Regions from separate parts of the Homo sapiens genome. Here region 2 is linked to region 1. Evidence: chromatin contacts called from ENCODE Hi-C data. All regions are on one chromosome and are shown on one strand. The core of a region is the stretch at or near the end of the contact, and the rest is flanking DNA. Distances in the headings are between cores, read along the strand shown. Region 1 overlaps HIVEP1 (HIVEP zinc finger 1). Region 2 has its middle 57 kb from the start of EDN1.

Region 1 (6,783 bases), core at 293-2,792:
GGGTAGATTATTTTTAAGTCCATGGTGTTTCAGCTCTGCTAGCTTCTCATCCAAGTGGTTTCTCATCTCTGTTTTTGTATTTATTTTAATAGCCTCCTGGCTTTCACCTTTATGATACCCACATCTAGCTTTTGGAAGTGGATAGAGAGACTACTCAGCCCAGGTTGATGAGCATCATTTTTCACTTTGCCTACTTGCCTGATAGAGTTAATGAGAGTCAAAAAGTGCATCACTGACTTTCTTACATTCATCTTAATAAGGGAAAACCAGTGGGAAAACATCATTTCATGAGTGAGTGGATTGGAGAATAAAAAAATGTTTGTTCAACATTTTGTAAAAGTGAATAATACTGATACTTTTTTCTATTGTTCTTTAGCTCAAATATTTTAGTTATGAGACCCCCTTTTGTTTTTTTTTTTATTATGGTGGGTAAATATATCTTTAATGGAATAGTATGCATTTTTTTCATTAAACTATGATATGAGAGCATATAAACTGATGTCACAATATTACTAGAATATTTCTAATGTAAATTTTATTCTCAATAAGTAGTTATTACAGTGTAGACATTTTGGTCTAATATGAATTTCAAATATGTACGTTGCAACAGCTATTTGAAAATAGTGGAGAATTAAGTAGTTGGCTTTCTACAAATAGAGTAATATACGATTGAATATTTTTTGTTCATATGCCCAACAATCCAACAAATGGAAACCAAAGTAAATCATGGCAAGTAATTATTGCTCAAAAATACAGTAGTTGATAGATTGTGGGCACTGTCACTTAAATACTGATTTATTTCCAACACAACTAGAAATTAAGGTGATTTCATTTCTCTTGCAATAAGTTTTACCTTCTTTCTGCCTATCTCCCTACCTGCCTACCTGCCCTACCTATTGCTAATGACAAAGAAACATAGCCATTGAATATTTTGTTGAGTTAAAGTGGTGATTTTTTTTAAACCAAGGCCCATTACAACCTTATGACTTTTTAATTTTGTTGGTAAGAAACCACAAATAAGTGGATTATTTTAGTTTCATAATTTTCTGTTCATTGATATAATTGCTACATCAGCAATACTTCATGGCTGTCCTGACTATGGTCTGCTCTAGAAATTATATTAGCAGCCCCTTTTCTCCTGAAAATATCAGTTTTGCATACTTAGAAATTTGCTGAAAAGTTTGTTTTAAAAGAACCTTAATGAGATAAGACAGTCAAATACTCAGCATTAAAGGGTTGAATTTTCTTCTTTTTGGCCAGCCTTCTCAGACTGTTGTGTAGACAGAGTCCTCAGGTATTGCTACCAAGCCAATCTAGGTCCATTTGTCTGCACACAATGAAAAGCCAAACACTGAATCACTGGATTTTTATAGAGAGAAAGATTAATGGCAAGGCAGCCATGCAGGAGATGGGCTCAATTCTGTCTTCCCTTACCAGCTTAAAGCAGTATATAAAAGGAGGAGATGCTGGAGGAGGAGTTTTGGGGTTGGTTAATGATTGTTGGAAAGGGAGGGGAGGTTTGGAAAGTCCCTTGAGCAGGCACAGTTGTCTCTTCGTGCTTCCTCATGGGTTGCCTTTGCAAATTCGGAGGGAGTTGGTGTGAAACCTGTGGTGAAAATACTGGCTTTGATATCAGAAAGTCCCTCATCTGGCAAGAAGTCTATTCTGTGCAGATCCCAATCAGCCATACCAGTTCCAACCAGCTTCAACCAGTCAACCAGTTTTGTTACAAGCAGAGGGAGTTCTAACAAGCTGTTTCTTTATCTGCAGTGCTGTAAGACAAGCTCAAAACTTCTTGTTAGTTACCAGTTTCTTTAACCCCATGGAGCACTGTTTAAGTATGATAGTGAAAAGGGGAAAGATAATTCAGTTTTGAAAGATCTAGTTCCAGGATGTTGATTATTCAAGAAAGGAACATAAGCATTCTAGAAATGCACACTTAGGTCTTTGAATGAGTGTTTCAATAGATTTTGATTGGCATCATTGTTCAATTTCCGGAATGCAGAAGTGCAATTTTATTTAAAAAATAGACTTTCCTTAAATACTTTCTTCACTTGTCATAATGTCCTTATGATAGTAATCTTAATTTTCAAAAAATTATAGTTGGTGTATGTACAATGTTACCAATTGTTTGTTGTTGTTGTTGTTTTTTCCAGAAATCTTACAGGCTGGTGTTAAAGGAACTTCGGAATCCCTTAAAGGTGTGAAACGCAAAAAGATCGTAGCTGAGAATCACCTGAAAAAAATACCAAAATCCCCACTGAGAAATCCTCTTCAGGCAAAACATAAACAAAATACAGAAGAGTCATCTTTCGCCGTTCTTCATAGTGCTTCGGAGTCTCACAAGAAACAGAATTATATTCCTGTAAAAAATGGGAAGCAGTTTACCAAACAAAATGGAGAAACACCTGGAATAATTGCTGAAGCCTCAAAATCTGAAGAATCTGTCTCCCCAAAGAAGCCCTTGTTTCTGCAGCAACCATCTGAACTGCGTAGATGGAGATCCGAAGGCGCTGATCCTGCCAAATTCAGTGACCTCGATGAACAATGTGACTCAAGTTCCTTGTCAAGTAAAACCAGGACTGACAATAGCGAATGCATCTCTTCTCATTGTGGCACTACGTCCCCCTCCTATACAAACACTGCATTCGATGTCTTACTGAAAGCAATGGAGCCAGAACTGAGCACCTTGTCACAAAAGGGCTCACCTTGTGCAATTAAGACAGAAAAACTGAGGCCAAATAAAACTGCACGTTCCCCTCCCAAATTAAAAAACAGTTCAATGGATGCCCCAAATCAGACTTCACAGGAATTGGTTGCTGAATCACAGTCTTCTTGTACCTCATACACAGTCCATATGTCTGCTGCTCAGAAGAATGAGCAAGGGGCAATGCAGTCAGCTTCTCATTTGTATCATCAACATGAACACTTTGTTCCCAAATCCAACCAACATAATCAACAGCTTCCGGGGTGTTCAGGTTTCACAGGATCACTGACAAATCTGCAAAATCAAGAGAATGCCAAACTTGAACAGGTTTATAATATAGCAGTGACATCATCTGTAGGCCTAACTTCACCTTCCAGTAGATCTCAGGTTACTCCTCAAAACCAGCAAATGGATTCTGCTTCACCTTTGTCAATAAGTCCGGCTAATTCTACACAGTCGCCCCCCATGCCAATCTATAATTCAACTCATGTTGCCTCTGTTGTTAATCAAAGCGTAGAGCAAATGTGCAATCTTCTTCTGAAAGATCAGAAGCCAAAAAAACAAGGAAAATATATTTGTGAGTATTGCAATAGAGCATGTGCAAAGCCTAGTGTGCTTTTAAAGCATATCCGCTCCCACACTGGAGAGCGACCCTATCCCTGTGTGACTTGTGGATTTTCATTTAAGACTAAAAGTAATCTGTATAAGCACAAGAAATCCCACGCACATACTATCAAACTGGGTCTTGTCTTGCAACCAGATGCTGGTGGCTTGTTCTTGTCCCACGAGTCCCCCAAAGCACTTAGTATTCATTCAGACGTAGAAGACAGTGGGGAGAGCGAGGAGGAAGGCGCCACTGATGAGAGACAGCATGACCTGGGCGCCATGGAGCTGCAGCCTGTGCACATAATAAAGAGGATGTCAAATGCTGAAACTTTACTAAAATCAAGCTTCACTCCAAGCAGTCCAGAAAATGTGATAGGTGACTTTTTGCTACAGGACAGATCTGCAGAATCACAAGCTGTGACAGAGTTACCGAAAGTTGTGGTCCACCATGTCACTGTGTCCCCCTTAAGAACTGACAGTCCAAAGGCCATGGATCCCAAGCCTGAACTTTCTAGTGCACAAAAGCAGAAGGACCTTCAGGTGACAAACGTACAGCCACTTTCAGCCAACATGTCCCAGGGTGGAGTCTCCAGGTTGGAGACTAATGAGAATTCCCACCAGAAAGGCGACATGAATCCACTGGAAGGAAAGCAAGACTCTCACGTAGGAACGGTACACGCCCAGCTACAAAGGCAGCAGGCTACCGATTACTCCCAAGAGCAGCAAGGAAAGCTCCTGAGTCCTCGAAGTTTAGGAAGTACGGATTCTGGTTACTTTTCACGTTCTGAAAGTGCCGATCAAACAGTGAGTCCACCAACTCCCTTTGCCAGAAGGTTACCCAGCACAGAACAAGACTCTGGAAGGAGTAACGGACCCTCTGCAGCTCTTGTCACCACGTCAACACCCTCTGCTTTGCCCACAGGGGAAAAGGCATTGCTTTTACCAGGTCAGATGCGCCCACCTTTGGCCACAAAAACACTTGAGGAGCGGATATCGAAGCTTATCTCAGACAATGAAGCTTTGGTAGATGACAAGCAACTGGATAGTGTGAAGCCGCGGAGAACCTCACTGTCAAGACGAGGAAGCATTGATTCCCCCAAATCATACATATTTAAAGATTCTTTCCAGTTTGATTTAAAACCAGTGGGACGGAGAACAAGTTCAAGCTCTGATATACCGAAGTCACCTTTCACCCCTACTGAAAAATCAAAGCAAGTGTTTCTTCTGTCTGTACCTTCACTTGACTGTTTACCTATCACAAGAAGTAATTCCATGCCGACCACAGGTTATTCAGCAGTACCTGCAAATATAATACCTCCTCCTCATCCACTAAGAGGAAGTCAGTCATTTGATGACAAAATTGGCGCTTTCTATGATGATGTCTTTGTATCGGGACCTAACGCTCCTGTGCCCCAGAGTGGGCATCCCCGTACACTTGTGAGACAAGCAGCCATAGAAGACTCTTCAGCAAATGAAAGTCATGTTCTTGGTACTGGACAGTCCCTGGATGAGAGCCACCAAGGATGCCATGCTGCTGGTGAAGCCATGTCAGTGAGGAGCAAGGCACTGGCACAAGGCCCACATATAGAAAAAAAGAAGTCTCATCAAGGGCGAGGGACAATGTTTGAGTGTGAAACTTGTAGAAACAGGTATAGGAAACTGGAAAATTTTGAAAATCATAAGAAATTTTACTGTTCTGAGTTACATGGACCAAAAACAAAGGTAGCCATGAGAGAACCTGAGCACAGCCCTGTGCCCGGCGGTCTGCAGCCTCAGATTCTACACTACAGAGTCGCTGGGTCCTCCGGCATCTGGGAACAGACGCCCCAGATAAGAAAAAGGAGGAAAATGAAAAGTGTTGGGGATGATGAAGAACTTCAGCAAAATGAAAGTGGAACATCTCCAAAAAGTTCTGAAGGCCTTCAGTTTCAGAATGCTCTGGGCTGTAATCCCAGTTTGCCTAAACATAATGTTACCATAAGAAGTGACCAGCAGCATAAAAATATACAGTTGCAAAACTCCCATATTCACCTTGTTGCCAGGGGCCCTGAGCAGACCATGGATCCCAAGCTGTCGACCATCATGGAACAACAGATAAGTTCAGCAGCCCAGGACAAGATAGAACTGCAGAGACACGGAACTGGAATCTCTGTCATCCAGCACACCAACTCCCTGAGCAGGCCCAACTCATTTGACAAGCCTGAGCCTTTTGAAAGAGCCTCCCCAGTTTCTTTCCAGGAGCTGAATAGAACGGGGAAGTCCGGGTCTCTAAAAGTGATAGGAATCTCCCAAGAGGAAAGTCACCCTTCTCGGGACGGGTCTCATCCTCACCAGCTTGCACTATCAGACGCTCTCAGAGGAGAACTTCAGGAAAGCTCCAGAAAGAGTCCAAGTGAACGACATGTGTTAGGACAGCCCTCAAGACTTGTCCGGCAGCACAACATCCAAGTTCCAGAGATTTTGGTCACAGAAGAACCAGATCGAGACCTGGAAGCTCAATGCCATGATCAAGAAAAGTCAGAGAAGTTCAGTTGGCCCCAGCGTAGTGAAACCTTGTCAAAATTGCCAACAGAGAAACTGCCACCCAAAAAGAAAAGGCTCCGTCTGGCTGAGATAGAACATTCCTCAACAGAATCGAGCTTTGATTCCACTCTCTCCAGGAGTCTAAGTAGGGAGAGCAGTTTATCTCACACTTCAAGTTTCTCAGCCTCTTTAGACATAGAGGACGTTTCTAAAACGGAGGCTTCCCCCAAAATCGATTTTCTAAATAAAGCCGAGTTTCTTATGATTCCAGCTGGCTTGAATACTCTGAATGTTCCTGGATGTCACCGGGAAATGAGGCGTACTGCATCAGAACAGATTAATTGCACGCAAACGTCAATGGAGGTCTCTGATCTCAGAAGCAAATCATTCGATTGTGGAAGCATCACCCCACCCCAGACAACACCACTTACTGAATTGCAGCCTCCATCTTCACCTTCTCGAGTGGGAGTGACTGGGCATGTGCCTCTCTTAGAAAGAAGGAGAGGCCCACTGGTACGGCAAATATCTTTAAACATAGCCCCAGATAGTCATCTGTCTCCTGTACACCCAACATCTTTCCAAAATACTGCTCTTCCCAGTGTGAATGCAGTGCCATATCAGGGGCCTCAGCTCACTAGTACATCTTTAGCTGAGTTTTCTGCAAATACTTTGCACTCTCAGACTCAGGTTAAGGATCTGCAGGCAGAAACATCAAACTCCAGCTCTACCAACGTTTTTCCTGTTCAACAGCTCTGTGATATCAATTTGTTAAATCAAATCCATGCACCGCCTAGCCACCAGAGCACACAGCTATCTCTGCAAGTGTCTACGCAGGGTAGCAAGCCAGATAAAAATTCTGTTTTATCTGGGTCTTCTAAAAGTGAGGATTGCTTTGCTCCCAAATACCAATTGCATTGTCAGGTTTTCACTTCAGGCCCATCTTGCTC
Region 2 (6,545 bases), core at 2,969-5,468, 120 kb after region 1:
AATGAGTGAATACTGAACTACATTGCTCCTAGGAGAAAAATAGGGTTAGGTTCCTGCAAACCTCTGGTCAACTGGCCAATACATAACCTTGTTTTATGTGTATTTCTGTTGAAAAACACCTTATGTAACATATATTATTGATTCATTAACATTGAACTCACATCCAGCGGCCATATAACTCATGCCTGAATGAAGCTTATCTAACGCATGTATTTTCTCTGTAAGGCACATCACAGCCTTCTGGCATTTAGGGACACCAGGCAGCGCTGTGCTCAGGGGCCATTTTGAACAGTGAAACCACCAACAAAAAGCATAAAAATGTGAAGAACGTGGTACAAAATTGATGGCAAAAAGGACACCTGTTTACAGGATAAGGGCTGAAACGAGAAGGCCTAGTGTCACCTTGTTTGACCTCAGGTAGGAACGTGTGGGTTGGTAACTCGAATTTTTCACCACTCTGCATGTCCATGAATCTCTCTGAAAGCCCCATGAATATTGATTTTGAGGTTACAAATAAACTTAAGCAAGCAGGTGAATTGGCAAATACGGAACTTCTGAATAATGAGAATTGACTGTATTTGTTCTTCTCTATTAAGTAACGGGGTCTGTTGCAGATGGAAGAAAGAAAGGGTGAAAGATTTTTGGAGACTCAGGAGACTTTTTTGAAAATGATTTGCCCAAGGCACAGAACCAAAACAGTAGTTCATTGGCCTAAGGTGGAGAAATATAATTCCTTGCATCTCCAGCAATCTGTCTGCAGTTCTCTCCCTGTGAAAAATGACTTGCCATAATATACAAGCCTTGTTACTATGTAAGTGTAATTATATTTTAATAAAAAATAGATTTATAACCAAACAATAAGCCGTGAGATTAACAGCCCAGAACTGGCTGTGAACTTTCAGCCATCTAACCCTGGCACTCCTGCTTCTCCGCAGCACTTACTTTCTGCCAGGAGTGGGTGATTGAACACCACTGACCAGGAAGGGCTCCTGGGAGCCACATTTTTTGCTTGGCATTTTTAATTGTAAAAACCAGTGTTCCACCAACACTGCAATTCAACGAATCAAAAGTCAAATCCATGCTTAACAGGAAAAGATAAAAGCATCAACTTAAAGGAATGAAACAAATTTGAAAAGCAATGGAAAAGGAAACTCATATGGAGTGAAATCCATTCAAGACACGTTTTATTGTTTTTCCCATATGCATTTGCTGCCCAGCTTTGACTATTAAACATTATTTTTTTCTTCTACTAAAACTAAATAGTAATTTGACTTCTAGATTCTTCCAGGGTCGTGCTCTGAACAGAAGCAAAATGGAAATATTTCAGTAGCTTTTTAGACAACTATTTCAAAAGCAAACACATGGTTGTCTGCAGAGTTGTAGGTTAAAGCTATAAATTTATTTTATTAAACAGAGAGGAATTGGTGAAACTGAAAGACACTATAACCCTGACATTTTCATGAAATAATATTCTTGTCTGATTTTTTTTTTAGTTTTTACTCAGATATCACTCAAGTTACACATAAATGGTAATTTTTCTTTATAATAAGCTTCCATCTCTTGTATAAATTTAATGTGTTCAGTGATGACTGTGGATAAAGTCACCTAACGGTGATTTTCTAAGGGAGGTAAACTTTATTGTCATAATTTCCTGGTTATTACCTAGTAAAACAAGTTTTTAAAAAACCAAAAAACAATAGACTTAAAACCATAAAGACTTTTTTAGCATTCAGATTAAATAAAAGAAAGGGTAAAATGTTGACATTTTCCTAAGAGATACCAGTTCTTCACATTTTTATATAATCTCTTAATATGAAGCATATAATGTGTATATTATAATTATATATTTTATATTTTATTATATAAAATTATAATATAATATAATAAAGTGTTTATATTTATAATATAATATAATAAAGTGTATATTATATTATATTTATAATATAATATAATAAAGTATATGTTATAATTTTATATAATAAAATATAAAACATATAATTATAATATACACTTTATATGGTAACACGATCATAGTCTCTACCAATACATATATCTGATTAGATCACCATATGGGAAGTCTGTTCATATTTTTAGTTATTGGGTTTTTTTTTCACCAAGCAATAAAATGTCCAGTATCAAATAAATAAGGGTCATATGATTCCCAGATGACATGACCAGGGTACTCATAAAATTCAGAGAAGCTGAGTCAGATCATTTCAAGAGGACAAATGCAGCGCTCCCCCAAATTCAGTAACTTGTGGAATGTAGCAATCTTGTATTTTCTCTGAGCCAAGCAGCCTGATGCTGTCAAACTCATCTTTCATTTCCTCTGCCTTACCGCAGTGTTAGTGGTTTCGTTATTAGAAGGAAAAAAATGCATAAATGTCTTAGTTAAGATGAAATTGCATCTATTAAAATAAAGTTGATCCTAAATGATTCTTTCACTCAAAGTATTAATAGACTAAAGGAAAATGTTGCAAACTATGAATTAGTGGTATAGTTTATGAACGGTAGCTGTTGTGATTCATGCATATACCTTTTGGTTACCTTATAATGAAAGGTTGTTGGGTACAGCCTTCACATCAATGAGAAAATCAACAAAATGTTCTTGAAAAGACGACTGGCAAACTTTCTTTTATTTTTCTGTTCTCATTAGTAGAAAGAGGGACAGGTCACTTTCAGAAGGATTAAAAGGTCAAAAAATTTGGTGAAGGGATGTCTACACAAGCCTTTAGAAAGCTGTTATCAGAGGATCAGCTAGAAAACAATCTTAGAGCTAATCCTTTGGCTGGATCCAAAGAAAACCCAGCAGATTTAAGTTTTCTCTTTTTTCTCTTTGTTTTCCTTTACAGGGGTATTTCCCACAAAAGCCTTTCAGTTGCCTTCATCCAAAGTTATAGGTCCTGAGTCCTTTTCAGCTCTTTTATTCTGTCTCCAAGCCTAGCCCTTCCTAGCTCTGTCCTCCTACCTTTTCCTGATCTTTTCCATTTTGCTTGTTTTCATCAGGGGTTCCCCCTAAATCCCTCTTAGCATCCCCTAAAGCCTAAATGTTCATGGATGGAGAACTTCTTCTGAGGGAAAAACAAGACTGATTCACAGAATTCTAGCATTAAAGAGGACTGTAGAAATTATCTAGTCTACCCGCCTTCTTCCTCCACCATTTTACAGGTAAACAGAATTCACGAAATTGCCCAAGGTCATGTCCAGGTAGCGACTGCACCAGGACCAAAGCTCTGTCAATAATAACTGCAAATTGGTTGCAAAGTCCTTTGGACAATTCAAGCTGCTCTACCTACCTAAGGCACTATGATTATTATTATTATAATACAGATGTTATTATACAGAGCCGACCGCATGGGCAAGATTGCTGCTGATGATGTGTGTGATGCCAACTCACCAAGACCCAGTGGCATCACGCTGGCATGTTGAAAATAAAAAGGGGTGACATCTGCTTTACATACAGAGCCTCATGACCTGTACTCATAGCTGGAGGCATCAGTCATTGCACTACGAGAGGAAGTGGGCTTTGAAATACCTTGGGGTTGATGTCCCAAGAACACCCTTCTTCCGCTCCTCCTCCCTGTACTCCTTGAACTGCTGCTCATGGGAGCCTGAGTAATACAGAAATTGGAGGACAACCACACAGCACAAGTGTAGGTTTGACAGGAGTTTACATAATGCTGTAGGAAAAGAAACCAAATAAAGGCTTCAGCTTTGCTGAGGCTCTCCCCATCCCCCTCACATGCCAAATGCTCCTTGTGTGGCTCACACTCCTTGGTCTTCAGTCAGAGAGGCCAGGAGCCCACCTATACATCTGTATCAGGGTTAGGAAGTTGGCTCTTGTTAACAATGTTGAATGCACTTTGCTATTCACTACTTTTGTGGTTAGAAAAGCCTCCTGATATCAAACTTTAGAATCAAGCACCACCTTGTGGTCTGATGCATTTATTAAACTGGCACAATTTGAGAGCTGAAACTGGAAATGCTCCCTCAGCTGGTAGTAGAGAGCCAGGATCTGAAAACTGACTCCCAGGTGGCTGCCTGGAAGCAAGAACCCCCAAGGTGTCTTTCTGCTGCTTCTCTGGGTTCTCAGACCAGTTAACAATGACATCCCCTTTCATGGGGTGAATCCCATGTTCCTGACACTAACACATTATGCTAGATATGTATAGTAAGTAGCCAACTTAATCCTTTCAAAACCACAGGGAAGTGTTTCTTATTACTTCAACTTTTAAGTGAGGAAACGGAGGCGGAGGTCACTTAGTGGTCCAGTCACAGACAAATGGCTGGGCTTGGATTGACTTGGAAGTCAAGTCTTTCTGAAGCAAAAGTCTCTGCTGTTAAACACTGCTCTGCTGACCTCTAAGGCCAAGACCAAGACCAGGGTCCACTTCAGGCTCTTTTGGGGCATTTTGGCTCTTGGCTGCAAACCCAACCAGAACTGCCAGAATCCTACCTGGAACTCACTCAAGGTGCTAGAATTAACCTGTTCTCCAAGGTTACATTGATCAGGAAGGTTTGCATTCAGAGATGGGGACTTCATTGGTGTCCATGGACCTACTGAGATAGCCAGAGTTTAGGAGAAAGTTTGGCTTTTGAGGATGGGCCAGACAGCAAGTGACCAGACTCTAGATCATTCATGAAGAAACAAAACCAGAAAGAGATATTTGACAAACATTCACTTGGACAATTACAGTGCTTCCTGAACTGAAATTCAGTTATTCTTTAAAAGGATGATTTTATCATATTCATTGTTTGAAGGGGAGGATTGGAGTATCTGCTTGGCAAGTGAGTAGTAGTAATGTGGGCCAAGTCATGTTAGAAGGGAGATCTCGCCCCTGGTCTTGTTCCAGTGATACCATAAGTGTTCTTGGGTAAGTCACTTCTTTGTCTCTGGGTCTCCATTTTCTCATTCGTAGAATAGGGGTTGGACTTCACTAAGAGGTAGATGGTTCTAAAGTACAGCGCAATTGTATGGAAAATGTGAGGCAGGAACCTCAGCTTTCTCCGTTTCCTTAGAAAGTCTGTCCTGCTCAGGCTTCCTTCCTATTCTCCACTGAATCTGCTGCTAATTTTGGTAACATGGTGACTTCCACATAGCAATGTTTACTAACATGTCTAAGGACAATGATTATCGGGAATATATGCTTCTCTGTTTTTCCAAAGTAGATAAATCCATATAGTTCATAACTCCCTGACTCTCCATACACCAAAAAGAAATACAAAAAGTACCATGAAAAGAGGAAGCACTGCCATGAACGGTCTCCCCTTGAATGGCTAGTATGTAATGCCAAGACAGTGCCTGTTCATTTCAAAGCCTCTCCCATTCTAGTTCCTTCCTGTGCTCTCACTCCGAATTTCTTACTTGAGATCGCTATTGGTTGAGCCATTCTTTTAACAGATAATCTGTACTACAGTAGACTCTAAAACAGAGCTGTCCAACAGAACTTTCCGCAATGTAGAAAATGTTACTTGTGCTCTGCAGTGGCCATAGGTGACTATTGAGCATTTGAAATGTGGCCAGTAAGACTGGACCAAGTGTTTACTTTTATTTAATTTTCATTAATTTAAATTTAAATAGCCACAAGTGACTGGTGTCTACCATATTGGACAGTGCAGCTCTGCAATATTGCCATCACATAGGCCTTTGTTGCAGACATTCTGATTTCTCTGAGACACAAAGCGTACATCATAACAGGGCTATCCTGAATACTGGCTTTACAAGCAGACTTTCAAAAGATTGTTTCTCCATGTTTTTCTTGTATACAAGATTTCATAACAATAATGGTATGTCAGTCTTTTTAAACTGTATTCTGTTTGAGATAACTGAATTGTTTCTTGACTTATTTCAACTGAATAGTTGAAAAGGAATCCCTATTTGATTCCATGGGAATAAAACTGATTCCTTGGTTGCGAATAAAAAGAAAAGTATTATCTCACTTTGTAGGTTTTTCCATTCAATAATAGAATAAATTTGAATGTACATTTTCTAATGGCTTCCAGTGAATGAGTAATTTTGATGCCAAACAATTTTTTTTTTTTTAGAAGGCATCTCGTTCTGTCACCCAGGCTGGAGTGCAACCTCCATCTCTCAGGTTCCAGTGATTCTCCTGCCTCAGCCTTCCCAGTAGCTGGGACTACAGGCGTGTGCCACCACACTAGGCTATTTTTTTTGTATTTTTAGTAGAGATGGGGTTTTGCCACGTTGGCTGGGCTGGTCTCAAACTCCTGACCTCAGGTGATCCACCTACCTTGGCTTCCCAAAGTGCAGGGATTACAGGCGTGAGCCACCGTGCCTGGCCCTGATGCCAAACAATTAATAATAAAAGTAGATTTTCACTTTAAAAAGGGAGCTTTATATATAAATTCATTTTTCCTAAAATATTTGATATGGAAGATGAAATTAGGAAAAAAACTGGTAAAATTCTAAGTGCTTTATTATAAATCTCTTATCCTGAGTAAGCTCAAGTGACAGTCCAAGTATGTTTCTAATTAATTAGGCCAATATTTCTTTTTTTTTTTTTGTTAGGAAACTTTTACTTCTT

What was found. Hi-C counts contacts between places; a loop is a spot of excess contacts on that map. Pooled maps may share reads with other maps.
Region 2: a pooled map shows a loop between it and region 1 (4-fold over the local background). The contact joins two enhancer-like sites. A Hi-C loop is called at or near these places in 3 of 37 single-sample maps with no recorded cell type and 7 of 50 pooled maps.

What each region holds. Positions count from the first base shown.
Region 1 is chr6:12,117,734-12,124,516 of GRCh38, forward strand. It overlaps HIVEP1 (HIVEP zinc finger 1), which reads left to right. Exons shown (of 9, transcript NM_002114.4): 4 at 2,157-6,783. Among named protein-coding and RNA genes, the nearest start is that of HIVEP1, 110 kb to the left of the region's middle. RefSeq lists enhancers at 1,356-1,405, 1,423-1,717, 1,436-1,545, 1,556-1,665. Within about 2 kb of position 1,543, at least 3 of the 41 ENCODE cell types and tissues checked have a DNase peak (open chromatin) inside an H3K27ac peak, as active enhancers do.
Region 2 is chr6:12,230,258-12,236,802 of GRCh38, forward strand. It overlaps a transcript of EDN1 not described here. Among named protein-coding and RNA genes, the nearest start is that of EDN1, 57 kb to the right of the region's middle. Within about 2 kb of position 4,219, at least 3 of the 41 ENCODE cell types and tissues checked have a DNase peak (open chromatin) inside an H3K27ac peak, as active enhancers do.